Regions from separate parts of the Homo sapiens genome. Here region 2 is linked to region 1. The links are chromatin contacts, found by Hi-C or POLR2A ChIA-PET in ENCODE. All regions are on one chromosome and are shown on one strand. Each heading gives the region's core, a stretch centred on a gene start or an enhancer-like site at or near the end of the contact. The rest is flanking DNA. Distances are from core to core; before and after follow the strand shown. Region 1 holds the start of TNIP1 (TNFAIP3 interacting protein 1). Region 2 overlaps ANXA6 (annexin A6).

Region 1 (6,580 bases), core at 2,278-4,777:
TAATTCCCACCATTCTAGGAGGTAGCATTGACGTCATACAGAGCTGACAGGTGAGGATGCAGAGGCCCAGAGTGACAGACACGGCACCTACCCAGGTCTGCCAAGCACTGAATCATGTGCTCTTCACCAGGGGTGCTCAAGGAGCAGCCCGGACCAGCGGCACTGGCACCACCACCATCCACTGGATCGGATGCTCTGGAGTTGCAGCCCAGCAATCTGTGTTTAACAACCACCCTCTACCTCCATCCCCAGGATTGTGATGCATGCTCATGTTTGTGAACCAACTGCTCTGACCATTTCCCAATGCTGCTAAGGAGAAAAATCAACATTTCTATGTCTGGTATCAAAATCTTTTAGGGTCTTTCCCAGGCCAACTGGTCAATTCTCCCAACCGAGGAGAGGCTGATTCCAGTTATTGTGACTAGTCTACTAAGTTCCAGAAGAGACCCAGGTTCCACTCTGCACTTTGTCATTTTTTTAGGGTCTGACCTTGAAGTCACTTCCCTCCAGAAGACCCCTCCAACCATCTGGTGCCCCCAAATTACTCTGCACTCCAGTTATACCTATGCCAATCCGACTCATTTGGCACTTACTGGCACACAATGCCTTTCAGGTCACACTCATAGCACATCTCCCCATTTGACCAAAAGTTCCTGGAAGGCAAAGCCAGCTCCTTACGCACCTGTGCATCAAGAACACTGCATGGCACTGGGCACAGGAGTCATCAGGAAATGATGCTTGGGAGAGCGCTAGGAGAGCACTCTGGTTCTCCTCCTGCCTTCTCATCTCTAGGCCTTAATTTCCTCATTTGTGAAATGTGCCATTATTCTACTCATTCACTGAACAAACTCAGAAGAGCCATCCACCAGGCACTCTTCTCCCGCTACAGAAATACACTCGAGAGGACTAAGGAGGTCCCTGCTCACCCCCTTCTATTCTAGGAAAAGAGAAAGACAGTAAACAAATAAACACTAAAAATAACAATTTGCCAGACACTAAGTTCTATACATATGCTTTCTCATTCGCAAATAAGATTCTTTCATAGCATGATACACGTATGAGAAAAATAAAATAGTAACGTGACAGAAAGTGAAAAAAGGGGCTGCTTTGCATAAAAAGATCAGGGAAGGCCCCTCTGAGGAGCTGACATTTGAGCTGAGACTTGATCGATAAGGAAAAACCAGCCATGGGAAAAACGGGGAAAGATGTCCTGGGCAGAGGGAACAGCATGTATGAAAGCCTAAGGATGAGAACAAGCTTGGCTTGCTGGAGGGGGAAAAGCAGGCCAGCATGGTGTGACCAAATCACAGCGGGTACAGGAGTAAAACAGTAACCAGTGGGTTGGAGAGAGAGGCAGACAAACAACCTCCTACAACGCTGCCTCTCTCAAATCAGGTCGGCCTGACCCAACCAGGACATCCGGGCCCCAAGTCACAGGCAGCACTGGGGGTAAGGGTATGACTCAGACCCCACAGCTTCCTGGGGCCCCGAAAAAACTGGTGGGGGTATCCAGGGGCAGGCATCAACCTTCAGCATGAGTGCCATGCCATACCCATGGAACACCCAAGGCTGGGAGACAAACGTGGTTACATAAGCGTGTAGAACACTGCACACTCCCAGCGGCAGCTTCCAGAGGGGCATGATCACGTGCTTCCATGAAGTGCCAGTCCCTGATCACATTATTTTCCCGGGACACAGCCAGGACAGCAGCCTTGGTCAGGGGAAAGGGAACAGGGTCCAGGATTCAAGCGTTGCTAGTCTTGGGAAAGCCTTAACCTTCTCTGGGCCTCAGTTTCCTCATCTGAAAATTAAGAGTTGTTAGAAAGATTAAGTGAGGCCGGGCGGGGCGGCTCACACCTGTGATCCCAGCACTTTAGGAGGCTGAGACGGGCGGATCACTTGAGGTCAGGAGTTTGAGACCAGCCTGGCCAACATGGTGAAACTGTCTCTACTCAAAATACAAAAAAATTAGCCGGGGATGGTGGCGAGTGCCTGTAATCCCAGCTACTCGGGAGGCTGAGGTAGGAGAATCGCTTGAACCTGGGAGGCAAGTTGCCGTGAGCCGAGATCGTGCCACTGCACTCCAGCCTGGGTAACAGAGTGAGACTCTGTCTCAAAAAAAAAAAAAAGATTAAATGAGATACGGAATGTAAGCACTGTGCCTGGCACATAGTAAGCTATTAGCATTATCAGTTTTTTCACTGCCTCAGTTTCTTCTGTTGCAAAACAGAGACCACCACGGGGATGCTGAGTTTGTACTAATATTCTACCCTCCTAATACAATTCTACCCTCCTTTGTCAAGGATTTTTTTAAAACATTCTGAGTCCCCTTTTCTGACCTCTCATCAGATGCCGAATTCCCCTCTATCACACCCCATTGTTTGGAAAATGAGTAAGTGCTGATTAAATCCCATTTTGACCGTACTGTGAGAAAAAAATGATGCATTAGGAATCTACACATTTCCCTGCACTGTCATTCTGCAAGGGGGTGGGGAAGGACGTTGCTGATTCTTCTGCATCATCCACAAAAGTCCCTCCCTCCCCCTACCAAAACACAATCTCTCACCCAGTCGCACAAAATTCCCATCTGCTCCTGTACGCACAATGAATGTACAATGCACACGTGCACACAAATGTCCTACAGTGGAAAGCTCAGCCTTCATACTCCATCCCCAGAAGCACTCCTGGAAACTCATCCATCCTGCACATGCACACAAATGCCTCCAACAATGTGCATACAAAATATGTTCAACAGAAATAGTATAGTAGGAACTCTGGAGCCAAATGCCTGAGTTCATATCTGACTTTGCAACTCACAGCTGTGTGACCTCAAGCTCCAAGTACCTCGGTTTCCTAAAGTATAAAATGGAGATAATAACAATATTAATGTTTAGGATGGAAGTGACAATTAAATGAGTCTAATACACGTACAGCGTTAAGATCAGCACTTGGAAAGCGCCCAATAAAAATTATTATTTTCCTCCTCGTGACATATGTACACTGCTTCCACAACTTGATACGAAAACTCCTGACGCCGCGTAGGCAACTCGTCTCCACAGGATAGACACCCAAAGGGCCGCAGCGCCGCCCGCACCCGGAGGGTCTGCGCTCTCTACAACCGCCCCACGCCGTTCCCAGGCGTGCTACCCCGCGCAGTGCGCACGCGCGCCCCCCACCAGGCCCAGCGCCAAGCAGGGAGTAGCGGCTCAGCCCGGCTTGGCCGCTGGCGGAGACGCCCCGGGACCCCGCGCGCCGGGCCTGGGTGCACAAGCCACCTTCCCCAGCTCGCTCCCCGCCGCCACCGAGGCTCTGGACGATCTGGGCCTGGCCTCCCTTCCTCCCCTCCATCCCCGCTCCGGGCCGGCCGGCTTACCCGAGGACGGGGAGCTTGGGGACACAGCGCCCCGCTTGCTGCGTCCAGCCCCGAATCCAGGGACGGGGCAGCGGCCCGGGCAAGGCTCCGGCCCCCCGTAGCACTCCTAGGGCTCCTGGACGGGGGCAGGGCACCCGGGCCGAGGACGAGGAAGTGCCGGGGGCCTGGCCGGGCCGCCCCACCCCTGGGAAAGTCCCCGGAGACTGGCAGGCCACTCGCCCAATCGCGCCGCGCGCTCCGGGCGGGCCCGCGGCCGCCTGGGGTGGGACCGAGCGAGGTAAACACCGGCTGCCTGCGGTTCCGGGGGCCCGCGGTGTCTCTCGTCCCTTCGGCGGCCTTCCCCTCTAGGAGCGACTTCCCTGGGGCCACCGTCCCGGGCCTGCGCGGCGCCTTGCCGCACTCCCAGCGCCGGAAGCCCCTGTCGAAGGCCTGGGGCCACCTTGAAAGCCGGAATTTCAGAGCGGAGGCGAGCCACAGAGACCACCCAGCCCCTTCCTTGTGCCGAGGGGAACACAGGCCAGAACAGGGAGGGGACCTGCCAAAAGGCACGTAAGCATTTGGCCCTAAGCCAGAGCTGGAGCTCAGGCCCCCAGAGTTCCGTCCAGGGCACTCCAGGACTCTTCTTAACAAAGCTATAGAAATTCCGAGCTGAAAAGACCCATAAAGACTCTACCGCGAACATTTTTTGCTCCAGACATTGTAAAGGATTCCCAGACATCGTAAACGCTTTGCTCCAGACATTGTAGATGCTTTGCGTGCATTATTTTCTTCGCACAATCACGCTAGGGAGGTGGGTTTTACTACCTTTTCTTAAATAATATTTGAGTCACAAAAAGGTTAGATGACCTCAGTAAGGGGCTGAATCAAGATTCAAACCCGGGTGGGCAAATCCAGAGGCCGCCTTCCACCCTACCTACTTATATGTGGGCTAGATAATCCCAACAGACTGGGATTTCCTAGACCGGTAAGGAACATAAACTTGCTTTAAGGGTAGGAAAGCTTTTTAAAAGCTTATCCTTTTATTTTTAAAAAGAAAGAAAGCTAAATTTTAATTCCAAAAAGTGGAAGGTCTAACCTTGGAATAAAGAACAGCTCTTTAAACTAAATATAGCTTTATGAAAAACCTATTGCAAAAGACCCATTTCACTGGTACTGTTGAAAACTTAGTCATTGACAGGCCCTCATCCTCAAAAAGAATTAGGGGAAAGGATTTGGGGAACTGTTTAATACACACCCTCATTTTACAGAAGAGAGACCCATCAATCAACTGTGACTTCGCAATAATACACACACAGATACTTGCCCAAATTATATACCTAATCTGGGGATTCTCCTATAAGGCTTTGTAACCTCCTAGGGTTCCTTCAGTTAATTCAACGGTGTTATCAGATCTTCAAAACGATATTCATTCTAGTTTAATTATGAAAAGAATTACACTTATGCCTTGATTCAGAAGGGAGGGAGGGAGGAAGCGATGCAAACTCCAAAGCACCACTGAGTCTCACCACTGGGGGATCCTACAGAGAAACTGGGAATCCTGGCCCTGGTTTACATAGCAGCTCCCAGGCATCGTCTCCACCCATCAGGTCCGCACCTGCCAGTTTTCTTCCTGCTCTTTGTGCCTGTACTTCCCAATTCTCTTCCTGCAGGGCTCTCTTCCTATTCCCAACCCACATCTTCTCCACCCCCACCCTCTACCCACTGAAAACTAAAATCTACCTAAAAATGGCTGGTCTCTAATTACTTGCATTTTGTTTCCACACTATTTCAGCTGTTTTTATAGCATGTCTGGCCTTAGCCGGGCAGACAGTTTCATTTCTCAAAGTGTCCGCTGGGAATTCTCAAGCTTGACATAAAAAAATGGCACTCAGTCATCTTTTTGTCTGATTTCCTAGTTCTGGATCCTTTTTCTTAACAGTTCCAATTTGTGAGAAAACTCATTTATTTATAAAGTCGTGACTGCCCCCACCTCTTCCATTCTTTGAAGTCTTGGTTTGTCTTCAGGACATTCCACCCTGTTAGAGACCATGGAGCCCATAGATAACAAACCCCTATTTGACAGATAGGTAAACTGAGTCCTCTGTCTAGAAAAGGACTTACTCTAGGCCACACACATTGAGTGACACAACCAGGGCCTTGGAATCCAGGGCCTTGGCTCCCAGTCCTGTGTGCTTGGTCCACTGTACCAAGTTGTCTTTACAATGACATGATTTTTCTCACTGCCTTGCAGAAAACACCACTGTCATAAACACAGGCTATGAATTGAGCTAATGGGATTCCAATCCCTGCTCAGCCACTTACTACCTGGGTGGCCCCTCTAAGCCTCAGGCTTCTGTCTGGAAAATGGGGGATAATATACCTATTCCTCATGTGAATCATGAGGATAAATTGGACAATGCAAATAAAGCCCAAGGCTCAGCACACAGTAGGCATTCAAGAAATGATAGTGGTGTCTAGATGTGGGCTGCATGCATTGGGTAGAACTTGGCTCTTAAACTCAGCAATGCAACCTCACCAGGCGCCATCCCACCATACACATCCTCTGTGAGACCCTAGCCTCTAGGAGCATGGCAGGAATGGGAGACAGGCCCCCTAGCCTGGCACTGCCTGCTACCCTGTGGTCTGGAAGGGGATTTCCAAGTCAAGAAGCTGGGCCTGACGCTGGGAGCTGAGTGACTCAGGCAGGTGCAACCTCTTGTTCTTCCAGAGTAATGACAAGCACTCGCACAAAGCCACACCCAGAAGGAGAATCAAACTGCCTTTGTTTTGTTTTGTTTTATTTGGTTTTGTTTTAAAGCACGCAACTTCTCGATCTCCTTTCTGCTACTCCCTCCTCCACCACCCCTACTGAGGTAGCTACAGAGTCAGACCCAAATACACATTTGAAGGTAATAAAAAACATATGAAAAATCCATCTATAACCAACTTAACTCTAGAGCAAGTTCCAGAAGAGGGGTGGAGGCTGCATAATAAAAGCATTAAAAGGTAACATGTATGGAGTATTTGCTGTGTGCTATCTCCGCGCTTTTATTCATAATTTGCCTCCCAACCAGCTTATGAGGTCGGCACCATTATCATCCACATTTCACAGATGAAACTGAAGCTTTGAGGTATTAGATGACTTGCCCAAGGTCTTACAGCACAGCAAGTAACCGGAGCTTGAAGATCCAGGCTCTTAAACGCTTAACACTCTTAAGCATCATGCTC
Region 2 (6,580 bases), core at 2,868-5,367, 43 kb after region 1:
TTTTGTGCTTAAGATAAAATGCTAAATTTTTTTTCTTTTGAGACAGAGTCTTGCTCTGTCGCCCAGGCTGGAGTGCAGTGGCATGATTACGGCTCACTGCAACCTCCGCCTCCCAGACTCAGGTGATTCTCCTACTTCAGCCTCCCAAGTAGCTGGGGCCACAGAAGCATGCCACCATGCTTGGCTAATTTTTGTATTTTTTGTAGAGACAGGGCTTCACCATATTGTCCAGGCTGGTCTGGAACTCCTGGACTCAAGCCCAAAGTTTTAGGAATACAGACGTGAGCCATCATGGCTGGCTTACATTTGTTTACTCTTGGATTTGAGGAGTGATTTATGAACTGAGGCGTTACATGCCCTGGACTAAGGCAGGCTGGGGACCTGTCATGCAAAGATCTGCACACAGGGAAGCAGGGAAACTATCAGGGAGGAGAGGAGGCAGGCAAGATTGACTGATTGATTGACTGAATGAGTCAATGACTAATTCACTCATTCAGGTACTTGTTAAGACACCTATTATGTGCTAGCCACTGTGCAAGGTGCTGGGGCTACAACTACAAAAAAAAAAAAAAAAAAGTCCGGGCGTGGTGGCTCACACCTGTAATCCCAGCACTTTAGGAAGCTGAAGAGGGCAGATCACTTGAGGTCAGGAGTTCAAGACCACGCTGGCAAACATGGTGAAACCCCTTCTCTACTAGAAAGACAAAAAAATTAGCTGGTCGTGGTGGCGTGCGCCTGTAATCCCAGCTACTCAGGAGGCTGAGGCAGGAGAATCGCTTGAACCTGGGAGGTGGAGGTTGCAGTGAACCGAGATCACACCACTGCACTCCAGCCTGGGCGAAAGAGCGAGACTCCGTCTCAAAAAAAAAAAGAGAAAGGCAAGAGGCAAGACATGTTCTCTGTCCTCAAAGAGGTTACTGCCTAGTGCTCTAATGGTCCTGCCTTCTCAGATCCTAGGAGATTCATCCTGATTGAGATCTTCAATCATTTCTTTGTTAGAAGCAGGTGTGTGGTGAGGCAATCAAGAAAGTCCTGAGACTGGGTCTAGCCCTCGTCTCCCCCTAACTCACTGACTCTCTGAGCCTCTCTGTTTCCCACTTGGAAACTTTGAAAATGGAAAGGATTCAGTTGGGTTACCTCATCGATCTCTTCTATTTCTGAACCCTGTGTCTTTAGATCGTTTGCTTTTTGGCTTAGGTATTTTAAGAAACAATCATCTCAATCTGCTTAGCCTAGGCAATGTTTTTATAAAGTCCTCTAGCTCCCCATTGCTGCCCTCCTCTTAATGCGCAAGGGGCCAAAAGCACTACTGGTTTTATGCGGTTGTCAAGACAGGCTCTAGAGTCAGAAAGACTGGTCTGAACCTCAGCTTTGCTACTTCATAGCTCTATGACCATGACCAAGCAACTTAACCTCCAAGTCTCAGTTTCCTCATCTGTAAAATGGGGACAAAATAAGAGCCCTGCCTTGTGGCTTGAGGAGGCAACTAATTGAACTAATGTACCTAACCTGGGAGAGTTACCATATGCTCTTTATAAACAGTAGCCATTAGTACAATTGGTACCTTGGGAAGCAAAGCAGTTCTAGCAACTTCTGGGCCAGGACATAATGCTTTCTTGTTTAATGTAGGGTCAGGTCTTCGGAGTTAACAATGCCCTTCATACCTGTGACCTTGATTGACCTGTCCTAGTTTGAAGGGCAGAGGTGACCATTTCCATTTCCCAGATGAAGGCACAGAGGATTGGGAAGTGTAAGGAATGGCCCAGTCACACTGTGAGTGAGTGGCAGGTCTAGGCTGGAGTACAGACTCCAACTGCTGGTGCTTTCGTTCGAGACCCACCCCACTTCCTCCAGCGGCTCCATGAGACCCTTCTGACACCAGTGGGCATGTGACTTAAGCTGAATCAACTTGGAGTAAATGCCAAGCCTGTTGTTGGAGCTCCTAGGAAGAAGGAACTCTTTCTGCTGGAGCCGCTAGCTGGCGGGATGGACATATGCCACCATGAGGAGAAAGGCTGCCTGAGAGTGAAGCCAGAAGGGAGGACAGCAGAGCCAAGACAGGGGTGAGCCAAGGGTCCACAGAACATCATTTGAGTCTCTGGACTCAGAGCTAGTCCTGTAGTTTTCAGTTATAGGAGCCAACATCTCCTTTTGTGTTTATGCCAGTTTGAACTGAGTATGGGAGGAGTTCTACCAAGAAGTTACAGCTAATCCACCTGGGCTTATGAGGATCACCTGTATCCCTATTGGCACCCGCAGACACTAGACCCCCTGGTGCCACACTGTACCTCCATGGCCTTCTTCAACTGCTTGGCATCGTAATGGGCCGGTGGCATCATGAGCCCCAGAATCAGCCTTGCCAGGTCTCCAGAGATCTCAGACTTCAGGTCAGTCATTAAGTCCTGCAAAGGGCAGAGCCACAGTCATGCCAACATCAGCACTTGCCCACACATGACTCAGGATGGGAGAGATGGAAAGAGAAAACAGGGGTTCCACATGAGGGATCATGGAAGCTTGTGTCTGTCTTTGCTGATGTTGTACTTATTATTTAGATGAAGCCAAAGAGGGTAGGGAAAAAACAACCAGGAGGAAGACCCACTCTCCTTGACACAGGAGACAGGAACGGGAAGGCAGCAGAGCTGAAGGACACTGTTTCCACTCAGGGGGAAATGCATCAACCTAAGCCAGATGCCACCAATGTGCAATAATCCCTGACACTCAGTTGGGGCCTTGAAGCCAGCTCTGTCTGTGCAGAGGAATTGCAAGATGCCCAAAGCACACTGAAAACAACTCATAGCCCTGATCTTGGCCCCATGCTGTGCCTCTGAGTCCACTGAGCAACTCACACAAGTGTTGCCCATCACAAGGAACTGGGGGCATGGAAAGATATGTCTGCCCAAACCCAGTGCTGGAGACACTCTGAGATCATATGACCACACAGGGTCCCTCTGCCATGAAGACCCTGGTGCCCAACTGTGCAGAACCGATGGGGACAGGCTGAGCTCAATCAGGCAAGGTGCATGCATGTTGCACAGAGAGCCCAGGAGGAGGTCCTTACCCGGCCAAAGTGAGACTTGAAGGTCTGCCGGATCTGCTGCCGCTGGACATTGCTGCGGTGCGTGATGATATCGATGATTGTGTCTTCGTCAGTCCCTGAGTCACCAAAGCCACATGCCTCAGAAGAAGGCCTGTGGCTCTCGGCTTTCCCCATGCACCGCCCACTGATGGCCCCTCATCGATCTTTGTCAGGGTAGAAGCCTGGCTAAGCGGCCATGTGCTCCTGAGTCCCTGCAGTCCGCTTGCCTATGGCTCAGGCCACTGATTTCTGCTGGACTCCTCCCTCCCTTTCCTTTTGACACGCTGAGGAAAAAGGACAGCTGGGAGGTAGAGAGCACTGGGTTGGGAGTCAGTGCCTCTGAGTTCTAGTTCTGGCTCTGGCAATGGCTGCCCACCCTGGGCAAGTCCCCTTCCCTTGATGGGACTTGGTTTCCACATCTGTAACATGAAGAGGCTGGAGTAGTCACCAAGGGATCCTTCCAACCCTGACAGTCCAAGTCCTGTTAGCAACTCTATGTCCTTTCTCTTCAGCTCTCTGGAAGCTGGACCCTGAGTCCCTCTAACCACAGCAGGTTGACTCTGGAAGGCATTAGAATATCACTTCCTGCTTCTCAGATTAATGCCATCAACCACAGACCCAGCACAGGGGTCTTTCATGGCATTTTTACCTCTAGCATCCTACAGTCCCAGGCGAGCTTGGCAGGTATCATCATTCCCATGAGACACATGGAAAGGAGGCTCAGGAGGGTGATGGACTTAACCTAAAGCCTCCTGGGAGTTGCTGTCAGACAGATGGGGCAGAAAGGCAAAGAAAGCCAAACCCTAGATGGCCTGTCCCAGGCTGGACTTTCTGAGCACAGGCCCAGCTGATCTGAACCTGTGGGTGCAGTACTCTTCCCACTGGTGCCAAATATAGGTCTGAAAGACCTGCCCAGCAGGGCACACTCCCACCACAGAATGAGGGAGGGCTCTTGGGTTCCAGGGTCCACAGCCCTGATTTTACACATAGGGAAATTCAGACCCAGAGTGGCGGAGAGGCTCACCCAGAGTCACACGGTGAGTCAGCAGCAGAGCCAGGGCACCATGCCAATTTTGTGACCTGGTACTTTCTTCAGTGCCAGGATACTGCTTCCAGGAGGCTGGGGGACACCTTGGTCCCTGGAAAGGGCTTCTGCCAAGTTCCTTATGAACCCTCTCCTGCCCCTCCTCTCTATACTCTGGGAGCTAGGAGGGTGGAAACTTGAGATCAAGCCTTCCTCATCCTGCAGACTCTAATTTGAAACCTCACTCCATCCCCTGCCAGCCCACGGCCAAACCCACCACACCTGCTGCCCTGGAGACCAACCCTGCTCCCTTCCCATCCCCCATACCGAGTCCCTTCATGGCTTTCCGCAGCGCTTTGGCATCTGCGTCAGGGTTGAAGTCATTGGCTGGGCGCACAGTTCCCTTCAGCTGTGAGAAGCAGAAAGAGACTCAGCAGGTGTCTGAAGGCCCCCCTGGGGACCAGGCTGAAAGACAGCATGCGAGGGTGGGAAGCTCACCCCATGAGCCCAAACCAAGCGGCGTGGGTGGGGAAAGAGGCAGAGGTGAAGCCACAGCAGACAGACCCTGCACGAGAGCTGAGAGAGAGAGAGAGAGAGAGAGAGAAAGAGACAGAAAGATATAGAGAGAGGGAGAGAGGGACTCAGGGCTGGGAGCAGGGCAAGTCCTGATCAAGAGAAATTGGCTAGGCTCCCGCCTGCCACGGGATCTGCCTCGGTTCTAGTGCCCCTTGGCTGCTTATTCCACCGGGGCATCCCCAATTCTTCTGAATCCTACCCTGCCCCCGAGGCCCCCTCTGCCTCTTAAAGAGTCATTCCCCCTGAAAAGGCAGCAGAAAAGTTCTGAAATACCAGAACAGAGTTTCCCAAATTTCAGTCACTCCTAAAGGACTTTCACTATTCCAAATTAGCACACACACTATGCCATCTCTTAATGGTTTTATGTAATTCAACTTCTTTTCTGTCTACTTAAATGCATCAATTTTTGAAGTGCATTTAAAATTACTCCCAAAAGGCAAGGAATTGTATCCGTTTTATCCTGTTACATATCCCAGGTGCCTACAACAGTGTCTGACATAATAGGCACACTCAAAAAATAATTGTTAAGTGGATTAATGAGGCTTGGCACAATGGCTCATGCCTGTAATCTCAGCACTTTGGGAGGCCAAGGCAGGAGGATCGCTTGAGCCCATTGGTTCAAGATGAGCCCAGGCAACATGGTGAAACCCTGTCTCTACACAAATTAGCCAGGTGTGGTGGTGTCCACCTGAGGTCCCAGCTACTTGGGAAGCTAAGTGGAAGGATCACCTGAGCCTGGGGAGGTGGCAGTGAGCCATGATCATGCCACTGTACTCCAGCCTGGATAACAGAGTGAGACCCTGTCTCAAAAAAAAAAAAAAAAAAAGGAATGGATGAAATTAATTTTATATAACTACCATGAATTAGGAAGTTGATACCATGTATCATAAACTGACAATTTACCACAAAAATCAACATAATAAAAACAAAAGAGGTGATATACCATGAAATTTAACATGATGCCTCTACTTGCCAGAAGCTCTGAAACTTAAAGCGAGCTCTCTCAGCTTTCTCTTTGTGAAAAAGGAAAATCAGCAAGTGTTGCAGAGACGGCGGCACCAAACCAAGACTTCCTCTTTGACGTAATCAGAAACGCTGATGAAATTGGAAAGGAGTGCCTTTCTCATTCACTCTGTGGAGTTCAGCGTTATTCAACCCTGCCAAACTAAATTCACTTCTCACATCACCTACAATCATCTGCAAAGATCTCTTGCCTTATCATTTGGGGAACACTGTCCTAGAACATCAGAGCTCAAGAGCCCTAAGAGATCACCGAGATTGCCATGTTAACCCCTCACTTTAAAGATGGAGACATAGAGGCCCAGAGGGAGGGGGCACCTTCCAAAGGTTACATAGCGAATAAGTAACAGAGAGCTCCAAGGTCCCATGCTTTTTTGTGTGGACCAAGTGTTGCAGTCTCTGGAATGGTTTGCCTAAAGTACTTTAGTGAAACCTTTCATTCCTGTCCTTTGTGGACCCCCAGTCTGAGGATGCTCAGGAGGACAACCTGAAATCCTCCAGTGCACCCAGGGATGCCCATCTGTTCTCAGCTTTCATGTCTCTGAGGCCAACTGTTTCGACTCCAGACGGGACAGGCCCCTCCATGGAACCAGCCAGGTCTCCATTTCAGCAAGCCCTGTTAGTAAGTGGGCCAGAACCCTTTCCAGCGTGTCAGAAGCTAATGCAGAAACCAGGTGCGCCCCTCCACCAGTTCACCACTCCAAGGGAGAAAAGGAAGCTTCAGATGTGAGAATCAACGTGTCGGGTTGGCCGCCAGGGGGCAGCTGGGTGCCAACCAGAGCAGCAGGAAGGTGCAAGCAGAGAAGCTGTGGTCAAGAGGTCAAGCAGGAGGAGGGGAAGGTCTGACCTCTACTCGGGCCACTGCACTAAGTTCCCACATCTGA

Evidence for each region. A loop is a pair of places that touch in the nucleus more often than their neighbours do. ChIA-PET counts read pairs that join two places held with the same protein, here RNA polymerase II (POLR2A). Pooled maps may share reads with other maps.
Region 2: a loop to region 1 is called in a map of B cell, with 6 times the contacts of the local background. The contact joins the enhancer-like site here to the promoter of TNIP1 in region 1. A Hi-C loop is called at or near these places in 19 of 168 maps with a recorded cell type or tissue (B cell, CD4-positive, alpha-beta memory T cell, CD8-positive, alpha-beta T cell and 14 more), 32 of 37 single-sample maps with no recorded cell type and 25 of 50 pooled maps. POLR2A ChIA-PET finds 5 or more read pairs at or near these places in 23 of 52 experiments (AG04450, B cell, CD4-positive, alpha-beta T cell and 17 more).

What each region holds. Positions count from the first base shown.
Region 1 is chr5:151,077,507-151,084,086 of GRCh38, forward strand. It overlaps TNIP1 (TNFAIP3 interacting protein 1), which reads right to left and starts at 3,528. Exons shown (of 18, transcript NM_006058.5): 1 at 3,374-3,528. RefSeq lists silencers at 1,358-1,407, 3,093-3,762, cis regulatory regions at 3,040-3,828, 3,328-4,097 and enhancers at 3,638-4,348, 4,063-4,122, 5,935-6,044, 6,165-6,274.
Region 2 is chr5:151,119,859-151,126,438 of GRCh38, forward strand. ANXA6 (annexin A6) reads right to left here. Exons shown (of 26, transcript NM_001155.5): 14 at 6,544-6,580; 15 at 4,428-4,509; 16 at 3,059-3,153; 17 at 2,289-2,402. Among named protein-coding and RNA genes, the nearest start is that of ANXA6, 35 kb to the right of the region's middle. RefSeq lists enhancers at 3,987-4,487, 6,296-6,455. Within about 2 kb of position 4,118, at least 21 of the 41 ENCODE cell types and tissues checked have a DNase peak (open chromatin) inside an H3K27ac peak, as active enhancers do; they include B cell, CD4-positive, alpha-beta T cell, CD8-positive, alpha-beta T cell and 5 more, where a contact is called at or near this core.